Linked DNA regions of Homo sapiens: region 1 is linked to region 2. A link is a loop called in an ENCODE intact Hi-C map of the cell type or tissue named here. Cell type or tissue: PC-3. All regions are shown on one strand.

Region 1 (8,000 bases), 300 kb after region 2:
TCTAACAAAAGATGAATGAGAACTTTAAACTGAAAACTATATAGAACATTATTAAGAAAAAATTTTAAACACCAAAGTAAATGAAAAAAATACCATATATATGGATTAGAAGATTCAGTACAGTAAAGGTGACAATTATGCCCAAACTGACCTGCTAAAAATCCTAATAAGTATAGAGGGATTTTTAAAGAAATTGGTTAGATTGATCCTAACAGTTATATGGAAATACAAATATGAGAAGAAGAAGAACAAATCTAGATGGCTTGCACTACCAGATAGCATGATATTACAAAGTTCTAATAATTACAACAGCATGACCCCAACAGAAAGATAAACAGGCACCAATGAAACAGATTAGAAAGTTCAGAAACAGATACATAATTTTAAATAAGGAAATACAATAGGGAATGTGATTGAAAAAGATGATCTTGAATGAATAGTACTGGGGCCAATATAACCCATACACCAAAAGGAAGTCCAGATGCATTGTAGATCTAAATGTTAAAAAGTACAGCAACAAAGCTTAGAGAAAAAAACAAAACTGGCAAATATCTTCATGGCCTTAGGTAACAATTACTTGAATAATATACAAAAAGGTACCAACCAAAAAATAAAAAAGTATATACACCAGAGTACATTAAAATTATGACCATCTGTTCATTAAGAGGCTCCATTAAGAAAGTGAAAAGGCAATCCAAAAAGTAGGAAAATGTATCTGCAACACATTGGTCACATGGACACTCATCCAGAAAATATCAAGAAATCCTACAAATTGACGATGATAGCAAATAACCCGTAGAGAAATGGGCAAAAGCTTTGAATGGGAACTTGACAAAAGAAAGCATGCAAGTGGCCAGTAAACATTTGAAAAGATGCTTAACTTCAGTTTTCAACAGGAAAATTCTAATTAAAACTACAAAGTTACACCATTACACAGCCACCAAAATGGTTAAAATGAACAACACCAAGTGCTAGACAGAAGAAGCAATTAAAACTCTCGTTAACTACTACAGTGCAGTTGTCATGTAAATTAGAACAACCACTTCAGAAAACCATTTGGAAGTAACTATTACAACTGAACATAAACATATCCTATGACCTAACAATTCTACTCCTAGCTGTTAACTCAACAAATGTATTCACCAAAAGACATATATAATAATGTCCACAGCAGCATCATTCTTAATATTCCAAACTGGAAATAATCAAAACATCCATTTATAGTAGAATGAATAAGTAATGTGTGGTGTATTCATACAATAAAATACTACAGAAAAAATTTTTAAACTACTGCTATATAGAATAGTGCCACTGAATCTTAGAGACATTATGCTAAACAAAAGAAGCCAAACACGAAAGAATACACACTGGCTTGGTGCGGTGACTCATGTCTATAATCAAAGCACTTCGGGAGGCCGAGGTGGGAGGATCGCTTGAGGCCAGATCGAGACCAGCCCGAGCAACACATTGAGAACCTGTCTCCCCTAAAACAGTGAATAAATTAGCTAGGTGTGGTGGCATGCACCTAGCTACTTGGGAGGCTGAGGCAGGAGAATCACTTGAGCTCAGGGGATTGAGGCTGCAGTGAGTTGTGATTGCACCACTGTACTCCAACCTGGGTGACAGAATGAGACCCTGTTTCAAAAAAGAAAAAAAAAGAATACACACTGATTTGACTGATATAAGCTCAAGAATATGCAAATCCAACTGAGGGAGAGTAATCACCTGTGGTGGGAGGGGCTTTGGGAGCAGTCACTGGAAGGAGCAAGAAGGGAGAAGGCTTCTAGGGTCCTACTAATGTAATGTTTCTTGATCTGAATGCTGGTTTTCCAGATGTGTTCACTTCATAAAAAAAATAAATAAAATCCACTACACTGTATTCTTACATTATACATACATTTGTGTATGTCATAGTTTAATAAAAAGCTTACTTAAGTTTGAGTCCACAAATGGCATTGAGAAAACTGGATATTCACATGCAAAATAATGGAGCTGGTCCTTTACCTTACACCATATACAAAAATTAGTTTAAAATGAACAAAAGACCTAAACATAATAGCTGAAACTATAAAACTCCTAGAAGAAAACATAAGTGAAAACCCTCACGGCATTGGATTTGGCAACAACAATGATGTCAAAAACGCAAGCAACCAAAGAATAAGTAAATAAATTTGACTCCATCAAAGCTGAAAACGTTTGTGCATAAGAGAACAATACCAAGAGAGTGGAAGGCAATCCACCGAATGGGAGAAAATATTTGCAAATCATGTATCTCATAAGGGATTAATATCCAGAATATATAAAGAACTCATAATCTCAACAACAAAATACAAATGACTCAGTTGAAAAATGGGCAAAGAACTTGAACAGACATTTCTCCAAAGAGGATATTCTAATAGCCAATAATCATGAAAAAATACAAATCAAAACCACAATGAGATACCACTTTACACATAGGATGGCTAATATAAAAAAGAAAAAAAAAAACGGAAAACAAAAAGTGTTGATAAAGATGTGGAGAAGTGAATACCCTGTGCATTGCAAGTGGGAATGTAAAATGGTACAGCCACTATAGAAAACGGTATGGTGGTTCCTAAAATAATAAAGCATAGAGTTACCATATGACATAGCAATTTCACTTCTAGGTATAAACTGAAAAGAAGTGAAAGCAGGGACCCAAACAGAAATTAGTGCACCAATGTAAATGGCAACATTATTCACAATAGCCAAAGAGTAGAAACAACCTACATGTCCATTATGGATGAATCGATAAAGAAAATGTAGTATAAACATACAATGGAATATTATTCAGCCTTAAAAAATGAAATTCTAGGCCAGGCACAGTGGCTCATGCCTGAAATCCCAGCACTTTGGGAGGCTAAAGCGGACAGATCACCTGAGGTCAGGAGTTCAAGACCAGCCTAGCCAACATGGTGAAACCCCATCTCTCCTAAAAATATTTTTAAAAATTAGCCAAGTGTGGTGGCACGCACCTGTAATCCCAGCTACTCAAGAGGCTGAGGCAGAAGAATCACTTGAACGAGGGAGGCGGAGGTTGCAGTGAGCCAAAATCACGCCACTGCACTCCAGCCTGGGAGATGCAGCGAGACTCCATCTCGAAAAAAGCGCATACTACAACATAAATGAATCTTGAAAACATTATGCTAAGCAAAATAAGCCAGATACTAAAGAACAAATATTGTATTATTCCACTTATATGAGGTACCTAGAATTGTCAAATTCATAAAGACGGAAAGTAGAATGGTAGCTACCAGGGTCTGGGGGAGAAGGCAATGGGGATTGATTGTTTACTGAATACAGAATTGCAGTTTGGGATGACAAAAAAGTTCTGGAGGTGGATGGTAGTGGTGGCTGCACAACAATGTGAATGTGCTTAATGCCACTGAGTGATCACTGAAAATGGTTAAGTAAATTTTGTATTATGTATATTATACCGCAATTTTTAAATGTGGATTTTTTATTTTTTTTTTTGAGATGGAGTCTCGCTCTGTCGCCCAGGCTGGAGTGCAGTGGCGTGATCTCGGCTCACTGCAAGCTCCGCCTCCCGGGTTCACGCCATTCTCCTGCCTCAGCCTCCCGAGTAGCTGGGACCACAGGCGCCTGCCACCACCCCCGGCTAATTTTTTGTATTTTTAGTAGAGACGGGGTTTCACCATGTTAGCCAGGATGGTCTCAATCTCCTGACCTCGTGATCCGCCCGCCTCAGCCTCCCAAAGTGCTGGGATTACAGGCGTGAGCAACCGCGCCCAGCCTAAATGTTGATTTTTTTAAGAGACAGGGTCTCAATATGTTGCCCATGCTGGTCTCAAACTCCTGGCCTCAAGCAATCCTCCTGCCTCAGCCCCACAAAGTGCTGGGATGACAGGCATGAGCCACCACTCAAGTCAAAAGTTGATTTCTTTATAAAAAGTTTATTGTGCTTATATTATTTTCTGGGTATTATACTAATAGCTGCTACTATAAGTGAATTTCCCCCTGCCAAGAAGGAAAGACAGGTGGGTTTAAATTTTTTTGCTTCTCTCCCTTCTCACTGCTAGTAATTACTCAAAATGTGGTCACTCTCAGCATTCTCTGCCAAATCTTTTAAAATCTGGAGCACCTAGCCACTTAAAAGACACAACCAAAGATCCCAACACATCATGATCATTTCACCTCAAAGTAATTACCTCCTCTTCTACAAACCCAATCTCCTCATCTTTATGAGCTGAATCTTTTGGCTGAGTTTAGATCTATAAATTAATGCATTCACTTAGAACAGTCCATTCCACAGAAGGCTCTCAATAAATTATAAATATTTACCTTTAGTCATTCAAAATTTATTGAGAGCCTATTATGATAAAAGGAGATGGTAAATATTCTCATGGTAGCTAAGAAAACTTCCATATCACATGCTCTATCTTCTGATCTAGAGGAAAAATAAAAAGTGGTTGATGAGATTACTATGAACTTTATTGTGACTATTTGTCACTGCCAGGTACTTAACATCTAGATCATTCCCCACATTATGAGTCCTGCCTTCTCCAAGGCAGAGGCCAGAAAATCTTGCAACCACACTACCCTGAAGGTAGGATACAGACAGTGACCTTGTTTCTGCCAGGAAAATGCAAAGGGATGCTATATCATGACCATACAATTTATCTATTTCTTAGCTGTCTTTCCTATGTGCTGAGAACCTTAAAGAAAAAAAAAGGAAATCTAGTTGGTAGCCTCAAAAGTGGAAGAAACTGAAAAGAGACATTTTTCAGGAACTTTAAATGGTCAAAAATATTTTCCTTCTATTTTTATCCTAAATTGTTCTTCAAACCATTTGAAAGAATAAATATCATACAGTTTATATAAATTCTTATTTTAAAAGACAAATACCTCCCGTAACCTTTTAAAATAAACTAAATGAACAAAATTATAGTTTTTCAATAAATTAAACTAAACATATGTAAATTATAACTTACCACAAGTAAATGCAACCTAGTGCAGTGTTTCTTTAAAAAGGCACATTCTGTTTCATAAGCTTTCCACATATTTTGTCTCTATTAAATACACACTTGAAAAACTATGGTGGAAAATATAATGGCTTTCTGCCATTGACACACTCACAGTATGATACAAATCAACGCAACTCACAGTTCATACAGTTCATGAGGTAGCTCTAAAACCAAAACTTTCAAGAGACCATGATGAAAGCAAAAAAAAAAAAAAATGCTTATTTGCTGCTCATCACTTATATAATATTCTACTCATCAATTTCAATAAGCATCCTTACTACAGAATTTTGAATTTATGCATGATAAGGCAAGAATTCTGTGGACACTGGTTAAGCAGATGTAATTAAATAAAAATATCAGTGATATGTTTTTAAAATGAATTCTGTCAGGAACACACTCAGCAAGTTTCTTAAAAGATTTTTACTATCTTTGTTTGGAGATATGATCTTATATTTGGAAAAACCTAAAGACTCCACAAAAAAATCTATTAGAAATGATAAATTGAGTAAAGTTGCAGGATACTAAATCAACCTACAAAAATCAGTAGCATTTCTATATGCCAACAGTGAACAATCTGAAAGAGAATTTTTTTAAAATCCCTTTTACAATAGGTAGAAATAAAATTAAATACCTAGGAATTAACCAAAGAAGTGAAAGATCTCTATAATGAAAATTATAAAACACTGATGAAAGAAATTGAAGAGGATACCAAAAAATGGAAAGATATTCCATTTTTTTACTGGAAAAATCAATATTGTTAAAATGTCCATACTACCCAAAGCAATCTACAGATGCAATGCAATCTCTTTCAAAAATACCACTGACATTATTCACAGAAATAGAAAAAAGAATCCTAAAATTTATATGGAAGCACAAAAGACCCAGAATAGACAAAGACAACCTAAACAAAAAGAACAAACCTGAAGGAATCATGTTACCTGACTGCAAATTATACTACAGAGCTACAGTAACCAAAATAGCAAGGGACTGGCTCTGAAAAAGACACATAGACCAATGGAGTAGAATACAGAACCCAGAAACAAATCCACATACCTACAGTGAACTTGTTTTCAACAAAGGTCCCAAGAACACACACTGGGGAAAAGACAGTCTCTTCAATAAATGGTGTTGGGAAAAGTGGATATCCATATGCAGAAGAATGAAACTAGACCCCTATCTGTCACCACATACAAAAATCACATGAAAACAAATTAAAGATTTAAATCTAAGGCCTAAAACTATGAAACTACTATGAGAAAACATCAGCGAAACTCTCTACATTGGTCTGGGCAAAAATGTCTTGACTAATATCCCACAAGCACAGGCAACCAAAGCAAAATGGACAAATGGGATCACATCAAGTTAAAAAGCTTCTACAGAGCAAAGGAAACAAACAACAAAGTGAAGAGACAACCCACAGAATGGGAGAGAATATTTGCAAACTTCCCAGCTGACAAGGAACTAATAACCAGAATAAATAAGGAGCTCAAGCAACTCAATAAGAAAAAATCTAATAATCCAATTTAAAAATGCATAAAAGATTTAAATAGACATTTCTCAAAAGAAGACATACAAATGGCAAATGGGCATATGAAAAGGAAGTCAACACCACTGATCATCAGAGAAATGTAAATCAAAACTAGAATGAGATATCATCTCATCTAAGTTAAAATGGCTTTTATCCAAAAGATGAGCAATAACAAACACTGGTGAGGATGTGGAGAAAAGGGAACCCTCGTATACTGTTGGCAGGAATGTAAATTAGTACAACCACTATGGAGAACAGTTTGGAGGTCCCACAAAAAAAATTAAAAATAGAGTTACCATATAATCCAGCAGTCCTTCTGCTGGGTATATACCCAAAAGAAAGGAAATGAGCATATCAAAGAGATTTTTGCACTCCCATGTTTGTTGTAGCACTGTTCACAATAGCCAAAATTTGGAAGCAACCTAAGTGTCCATCAGGAGATGAACAGATAAAGTAAATGTGGTACTTATACACAGTGGAGTACTATTCAGCCATAATAAAAATGAGATCCTGTCATTTCCAACAACATGGATAGAACTGGAAGTCACTATGCTTTTTTATGTTTTTTAAATAACAATATGGATTGTGTGTAACGCAAAGGATAAATGCTTGAGAGCACAGATACTCCTTTCCACATGATGTGATTATTATGCATTGCATGCCTGTATCAAAACATCTCATGTCTCCCATAAATATATACATCGACTATGTACCCACAAAAATTAAAATAAAAAAATTTTTAAGATTTCTAATAAATTAACTCTTTATTCACCTGTAATGTTTTCAATAATACTATGATAAGGCAAGCATATTTGTTGATTTTTTTTTTTCTTTGGAAAAGAAAAACCTGAAAGTCAAAGAACTGGATAACAGTAGTAATCTTCATCCATTTTGTCTACAAAGCACTTCAGAACTTGAGCAAAATAGATGACTTGTCAAGATGCTTATCAATGTGAACAATCTACCAGCCAGAAACAACTATCTGAATACAAAGGCCTGGAAAATGGAATTGTTCTAAATAATTATCATTTGATTACATTTAAATACATATGGCTAGCTTCAATAAGTTCATCTCAATGACTTAAAATCTATCAACTGTATGTAAGTCAACCTCCTGCAATATTAAAAACCCATTAACTTACATGATTTACGAGTAAACAGTGTGCTAGGTAAAGATAAACTTTAGCACCCTCATTTTATCCTCATTTGAATTACTTTTCTCATTCAAATTTATAAAAAAAAAAAACAAACAAAGCAGTGACCTCTGAAGCTAGTACCATGTGCACGATAAGTGATTCACCAGCGTGTGCATGATTCATCCCCAGCAGGGTTGGTCACCTCCATTTCTATGACACCACAATCAACGGCCACCATAGTAGCAGGCTTGAGACCTCTAGAGCTCCTCCACAGCTCAATCACAGCCCTCAAAAAAGAGGCCTGAACTTCAGACAGCAATGATGCCGTCAGCT
Region 2 (8,000 bases):
TGGGGCTGGAACAGATATCACAGAAAACACCAGAGGAGTCTTGTAGAATTTCCCATCAGTAGAGACTCTGTCTCATTCAACATTGATGGTGCGTCTTTGGCTATTGAGCTCTGAGGTGTTTCCCTTGCAGTTTCCCTAATACCAATTGTTCAGTGAGAACATTTCTACTTTAGAAATGGGTTTTTTGAAAAGCAACTGGAGGCAGCTCCAAAGGCTTTGTAAGAACTTAGAGAAATATTTAGTAATGACTAAAAATTTCCTTTAAGTCGACTTCATAAGCATTTTCTCTTTGATGTTTTGATTTTTAAATTATGAATATACATAGCTACTGATAGCATGCTACCAACTGGAAATTCCTATTAACTGGCATGGTCGCATGGATAAATACAATTTAAAGTGATGTTAAAACAATGGCTCTGAAGTTAAGTCTACAGAGTGCTTTCTGAATCACAAAGCAATACAAATATGTTCAGCATTTTTCAGTATCAAATTAATTACACATTTTCAGAATATGGCAGTTTATATATAGCTAACTTTTAATAAAGAAATATATTGGATTGTAATAACTATGAATCAGTACTTACTCCCTGCCAGTTGCTGGCTACAGTGAACAGTGGGGCTTACTGCACTTCTACGCCTCTTGTGGAATAACAAATATCAGTCTTCAAACATTTAAGCAAATGAAAATAAAGGTCAAATATCCTTGTTTGCCCTTTGCAGCTGAAAGGGCAAGTTACACAATTCTTATGTATTTTTCCATCTAATCTTCTGAGGAAAGAAAGAGAATCTGAATTTACGTTTTGCAAATGGCTCACTTTTTCTTACTTTGCCAATAGTGGAGAATTTTCTGTTTCAAGACTCAGTGCGTTAGTAGGCTAATGGACATAAAGAATTCCAACACTGCTAGTTCTCAGGGAAAGAACAGGCCAACAAAATGGAAAATGTACTGCAGTGGACGAAATCGTGCTATACAAATGGAGTGCTGTAAATCCCTAAACTACAGTGCACACTTGTTGGCAAGGCAGAAACATTCACAATTCAGAGGATTCCAGCAGGACGTCCCGTTAATTTGTATTTCCCAGAACAAATTTATCATTCGGAAGAACAAGTCCAATAAACAAACGTTGATTATCAACCAGTCCTTGTTCATTGTGTCTTTCTATTTTTAAATGGTAGAAGGAGTGTCATGCATTTCCAGCTAGTGTTGGCTCTTCACAATACACTATGCTAAGACAGTAAAATAATTTCTAATCTAGTTAGGTGTGTTAGTAAAGCATCTGCTTGCATAGCTAAAATACTAATTTGTGATGGCAATAAACATAGAGAAAGAGGCAAGGGACTTATTTTCAGAAATGCTACAAAATTCACTCAGTACTGAGTTTCCACTGCAGGACTGGAACTGGGTTAGACTAAGAGGATGCGAAAATAAGTGAAGATTTCCTGCTTATAAGAATGTGAAAGTTGCTGGTACCAAAATGGAGTCACTTATGTCCAATCCTAACGAAATGGATACAGGAGGCCATGAAGGGAAGGCCCTCATGCACATTTGTCTGATAACTGGTACTATCACAAAAGGCTGCCAACACCACAACCTTCACAAAGGCCATCGCAACCTTGCACAAAGATTACTTCTGTGAGGATGCCTGCTCATTAATGGCCTGTTCACTAATAGACTGACTCACCCTTGTTATTAATACTTGTAGCCAAGGATAGTTGCTTCAAAACAACGAATGCAACTGCCCTCCTTTCCCCTTTAAAAACCTTGCCTTCCTTTGCTTCTCTGGTTGCGCCTATGGTCCACTGCAGCATGCGTATCCTAATGACAATTTCTTGCTATTCCCCAGTAAACTCTTTCTTTGGAGAGCTTGTCTCCCTCTGTTGTTATTTTAAGTTGATGGGAAGTTCACAGTCTAGTGGGCACATAAATGATATGTTCAATAAAGGCAGATGACCTAAATATGTGAAAAGTGACTGAAAAAAATCATGGCGTGCAAATGCTTTTGCAAAGTCTAATTGACATGCTTAGGTTAAGTTCTATACTTCAGAATGTATAAAAGACATTTTTTGCCTGTTTTTGCCAGGTGCTAGCAAACACAACACCTCTCTTCTGATGTTGCTCTTCAAGTCCCTCTGCTTCTTTCCTACCTGGGAGATAGAGGCTCTCAATGCTTTTGTGTGTTTGTCCATTCTTAGTGATAACATCTTCCCCACTAAAGACTCTCTAAACTCCATCTTTACAGCACTGTAGATCTTAGTATGCGAAACTGATGGACTGAGACACCTGACTCAGCCTGCATCGTCACAATTTTTTTTTCTTGGCAAACAGATTGTCTCATACATTGCTGTCACTTAAGTCCCCCAGAGTGCCCACCGGCTCGCATTAGGAGGCAGTGCAGGATGGCAGTCCAGTACAGGCTCTGTAGTAAGACCTGGATTCAGTCCCTGGCTCCATCCCTGAGGTGTGGAGTCAGGGGTATGAAAGTCAATTCCTGTACCTTAGTTTCCTCTCTCTGTGAGAATATCAAATCAGATACTCCCTCCAGGGGTTTACCACACTCAGTACTCTTACTGCCAGTGAATGGAACCACTTAGCAAACATCCTTCTTTTCCTCCGAGGCCCTCTGCCCTCGCCCCCGCCCCTTCCCTGACACTTCATTCCCCTCATCCTTTGGATCTGGGCCATGTCACTTTCCCAGAGACAGGCCCTGATCTCCCAGCCCTGTGCTGCCCTTGCCTGGCACTTATCTCAGCTGTAACCTCAAACAGATTAACGCTTCGCCACAGAGCTCCACAACAGCTCAGACCAGCGCTGCTCTTATTTACTGTGGTATGGCCTGTGCCTAGAATAATGCTGGGTATGTAAAGAATATGTCCTGGATGAACCCATGAATGATGCTGGGACCACAGACATGGTTCTGTGGAAATGCCGCAAGGCCCCTGCATGGCCAGGGAGGTGGCACCACACAACTGGGCTTCGGGCTCTTTTTCCCTTTCCCTGAAGCTCAGCTTCCCTCTGCTTCACTTACAGGTTATTCCACATGAATCCACTGGAAGACACTAAAATACAGTTGAAAACACCTGGTTTTAAGCCTCGTTCAGAGGAATTGCACCTTTAACCTCAGGAATCTGTGAGACAGTATGACTAGATACCTTAGCGCTGTCCATTTGGAGAAGCAAGTCAAATTTCATCTCATGCCTATTTTCAGTGACTAGTTATATCATCCTGAGTTACATATGAAAGAGAAACCATTTTAGTCATCCCAACTTCTCTTATGAATTTCCTAGATGTTCATGATGTTTAAAGATATTTTAACCTTTGGCACAATGAAGCCCCCCAAAGAAAATTTCTGACATTTTGGACATTCATTCTCTGATTAATTTATATTGTTAATGACATCTGATATTATGACCATGTTCACTTTGCTCAGACCTCATTATCTTTCAAATCACTAGGCTTAAAAGTTGTCAAGGCTGGGATAGAGGTGTAGGGTTCTATGCCCCAACCGTTAAGAGGAAGAACCATTCACCTGACCAGATATATTTGAAAGTAAGTTTTCTTCGATAGTATGTTAAAGGCACAGATTGATTGATTGATTGACTGATTGATTTTTTTGCTGGGGCAATCTAGACAGCTTGGTCAGCAAAGGTTTTTTATATTAAGGCTAAATAGAAAACAATGCTCAAACAAGAGTTACAACTTTGAAAACTTGTTATTCTCCAACCCTCATGTTAACAGAAGTGATTTTAAAAACCATCTTTTGATACAAAATATAATAAGGAAACAATTAAAAACCTCTGCAATTTAGCCAAGCACAAAGCATCATCTCACAGTGGTCCGGGGGAGGGGTGCCCAGTGCCAGAGAAACAGTGACTGAGTTGGAACCCAGATTCTCAGACCCCCAGGGAAGGATCCTTCCACTATTATACTTCATGATATGTATGTGAATCACAGATGACTAAGCTTTTGTCCTCAGCCTCTTCTCTGTATAAGGGACTTTGTGTTTATTTTTAAAGCATACTAATATCAACTGTGAACCATAATCTAATCACTATGCAAGTGGCTATAAGGCGATGACCTCAGAGTTGCACTGGTCAGCCAGGCGGAAAACGCCTCAGTGTTTCGGGGGGAGTGGTAGTTTCCTCTACTTTGTTTTAAAGCATGGATTTGGGTTGATATGTCCATATTTCATTAAACTAAAAGGAATCTGGGCTGTAAAATTCATTAACAGTGAGACAGCGATTCTGTCATTTCCAAGAAGAAATTTCTGGCCAAGCAGAAAGGCATTCTTCTTAAGAAAAAAGAGACTGTCATTAAACAAACAAGCATGTCAGAGACACTGAAATGGCTTTTGCCTTCGGACTTCAGCGCCAATCTATTCAGCACAAAGCAAAATTCTCAAAGTTTCAGCAGAAGTTTGCTTTTGTGTTTGAGCAAGAACTCAGCAGTAGTCAGACAGGAAGCAAAAGTCACTGCATCCTGAGCACACACACCACATGGGCCCCTGCTAGGCAGGAGGCACTGGGCAGGAGGCTCCCTCTGAAGTGTTATTAGCCTACTTCCAATGAATTTATGGAGAAATGTCTGAGTGCTGGTCAGACCTTTATATATAGTGTGCCTTATTTTTAATGCCCTTTCTTATGCACTCAGCTGCTTTGAGAGGTAGAGAAAGGCTCTCTATGCGACAGGCAAGGAGACTCAGGCCCACCCCCAGGGCTCAGCCACAAAGCGAGTTTGTGGCTGGGCTTAAAGTCAGGTCTCCAACCCCACTTCTAATGGCACTTTCCGTGAAACCACACAGTCAGTTAACTCCGTGGGTGTCCTGATGAAATGGTAGGCCATGGGGGAAAAGCTCTGGATTTGCAGAGGTCACTCTAAGCTGCAACTCTGTCATTATTGAGCTGTGTGACGTTGGGTAAATCACCTGCTCTGCAGATCAAGTGCCTCAACAGTAAAACAGAAACCACAATCTTTCAGAGGAAAAATGGGACAGACATGAAAGTAATTTATAAATGAAAACTGCTAGATGAACATATTGTTATTATCAGTATTACTATCATAGTGAACATATTAAGAAAACAGTTATTTGATGCCACTGCTAATTTTTCTTTTCTTTCTTTCTTTCTTTTTCTTTTTTTTTTTAAGATGGAATCTCGCTCTCTCATCCAGGCTGGAGTGCAGTGGCACAATATTGGTTCACTGCAACCTCTGCCTCCCAGGCTCAAGCGATTCTCCTGCCTCAGCCTCTCGAGTATCTGGGATTACAGGCATGCCACCACGCCCAGCTAATTTTTGTATTTTTAGTAGAGATGGGTTTTTGCCACGTTGGCCAGGCTGGTCTCAAACTCCTGACCTAAGGTGATCGTGATCTGCCTGCCTTGGGCTCCCAAAGTGCTAGGATTACAGGCATGGGCCATTGCGCCTGGCCAAAAGTATGTTTTTCATAATAACAGAATAAAAACTAGGCAAGAGTGTATAACAATCTATCACCACTGGGGAAAATTGGTTTTTATTTTTTAATTATCTCTTTCTAAAGGCAAATAAAAGAGAAAAATGTCATCAAAATACCTATATCTAAAAAACTCAGGAAACTTCTCTCTCTGTTTAGTTTCTACTTTCTTTAAATACTTCTTGTTTACTTTATTAATTTTTTTGTGATTATTTTATAATCTGACTTTTTCTGAACCTCAAAATCACTGAAAACTTGGCAGTCAAAATGTGAAGAAAAAAATGCATCAACTAAAAAGTATTCAAAAAAAGAAAACAAATCAACAATGAAAAACATTAAAAAATAATGAACGAGGGAGAACCACGTAAATAATAGAAGAAAGAGTTGTCTGTGCTAATAAATAAAGTCCATGACAAAAATGATACACGGTGTACCCCCACAAGGCAGCAGTAACCATAGCAACAAGACAAGCAGTGTACTCAGAGTGACTCAACCAAATACTTAACATATATCAGGTATAGTTCCTAAGCCTATTTTCATATGGTATTGAAATATTTTATGCCCCTTCCTTATCTAAAATTGCTCATAATAGCTATTCCTTTAATTTATAAAGAGATAAAAATTTCTTGTGTCTTAACTTTTGTAATAATCAACATGACTTAACTCAAGTATGCTGGAACCAGCAACAACTCTCATTTTCTAGTTCTCAGTAATGAATTTCAGTTGAACTGAAACAGATTGTCCAATGATACGTGTGGGAATCAAGACATCAAATCCTGATTCTTCTCCTTAGACATAAGGTGCTTGGCATTACTATTTATAAGTTTTATCTCTTAGAAATTTAATGAAATGTCAAAATAGCAGTGCTGTCTGGGTAGAGAATCCCAGGGCAATCTTTGTCTGAAGGTTTTTAAGAAAAGGAATTCCACGGCCTCATTCTCTACATTGCTCCAGTACCCTGAACCTTCTACCTAACACTTTTGCTGCATCCTTTAGAACAAGCCTTGAATTGTTCCTCATTGTCTGTGTCTTTATGGAGTATAAATCTCAGGTTTAGAAAACTTTTTCGTACAAAACAGGCCTGTCTCCCCAAGGAGACTATGAATCAGGGAAGTTTTTGTTTGTTTTTGTTGTTTTTTTTCAAGTCCACGGTACCCATAATCAAGAGAAAAAGTGTCTCACACTATCAATCTGATGGAGGGATGCAGGGGCTTTCTCTCTTTGATCCAAGGTATATTTGAAGGTAAAGGTTCTTTGCTCTGGCCTGGGGACATTTCCCTTTAGCACTGCAATTAGAGACAAAGAAGACAAAGCCTGGCAGTGCTGTGGGAGGAATGATGAATAAAGGAGAGAACTGCTTTACTTTGGGGGGCATCCTCTACACCCATAAATAATCCGTACATGTTCATAGACTCTAAGGATGGAAATGCCACATCTTTCAAAGCCAACATGCATGTTAATCTGATACCGGGAATAAGGTGAAGTTATTACAATTCCCTATCACCTTGCCTGGAATGGTGAGCCTGGAATCCAAGAATCTTAGAAGCCAGTTTTGGCTCCTGAGAAAAATACTGTGCAGTGTTGGAACACAAAGGTGCAATTATTCCAGTAATAAGATCTGCTTCTCCGGTTGTCTCTGGGCTGTCCACTCTCCCACAGCTCTGCACAGTCAATAGCCAAGGACCCTCAGCTGACGGCAGGTGTCAGATTACTATTCCAGCAGCAGTGTCAGAGGGACTGATTACGCATCTAGTCTGGAGTGATGTGGAAAGGTGAAGCTGCATTCTATTATAACCAGAGACAGTGTCAGTATGGAGAAGAGGATGTGTCAGAGACAGACTCCAGTTCGAGAGGGTTATTTCTGGAATACTCCAAGGAAGCCTCTGGCGTGGCTGCCCACATGCACCAGACTTGTTGCTGTGGAATGTGGTGTTCAGAGTTGTCACTCCCTCAAGCCTTGTACCTAAAAATAAGTATCTACGTATTAAAGCAGGTTTATTTTTACTCAGACTTTCTTATTCTTGCAGTATAACTTTTCTTCACATTTACAATTTCAAAATATTTTGTCAATAATGTTTATAATTCTTAAAAATCCATAAATCATAATCCATAAACCTTAAACCAAAGTCTTGTATTCCAGCAAGAAAACTGGCTTTCTCATTTTCATGTATTTCTGGAATTTGATAAGAAAAAATTTTGTATGAAAAGAAGGGCAAATGGATTTTTTTGAAGGATAATACAGAATATATTAAAAACCAAGCTAAAAAAAAAGCCTGATATCCTAGAAAGGAGACTAAGAGGGCACCCAGACCCCTCCACTCAGTTCCAAGAATCTTCTTCTCACTTAAAGCCTCATTGGCTGCTGTGATGACGCTTCTAGCAGAGCTGTGAGTGGAGGTGTTTCAGAAGATCTGTCAGGGAAACAAATTAATCATTTCAATCTTAGCACCTCCAAGCCTAGAGGCCATTAGAATGCCTAGAGGCCATTAGAATGGCAGCTGGTGTCTAACCTGGGATAAAGTTCTCTAGTATTTATTTTTTCTAAGTGAAGTA

Evidence for each region. A loop is a pair of places that touch in the nucleus more often than their neighbours do. Peaks named below come from ENCODE experiments on the same cell type or tissue, not always from the same donor. Only the 100,000 strongest peaks of a DNase experiment are listed, where the experiment ranks them.
Region 1: a loop joins it to region 2, with 4 times the contacts of the local background. A loop is called at or near these places in 1 of 110 quality-filtered maps.

What each region holds. Positions count from the first base shown.
Region 1 is chr18:6,348,078-6,356,077 of GRCh38, forward strand. All of the region lies in intron 1 of L3MBTL4 (L3MBTL histone methyl-lysine binding protein 4), which reads right to left. Among named protein-coding and RNA genes, the nearest start is that of MIR4317, 22 kb to the right of the region's middle. RefSeq lists an enhancer at 7,770-7,969. In PC-3, no CTCF peak of the experiment used is centred here; a DNase peak (open chromatin) is centred at 7,964; H3K27ac peaks cover 1,748 bases.
Region 2 is chr18:6,051,909-6,059,908 of GRCh38, forward strand. The region is part of intron 16 of L3MBTL4 (L3MBTL histone methyl-lysine binding protein 4); the gene reads right to left. Among named protein-coding and RNA genes, the nearest start is that of TMEM200C, 160 kb to the left of the region's middle. RefSeq lists an enhancer at 3,902-4,196. In PC-3, no CTCF peak of the experiment used is centred here; DNase peaks (open chromatin) are centred at 3,963 and 4,393; H3K4me3 peaks cover 1,077 bases; H3K27ac peaks cover 3,129 bases.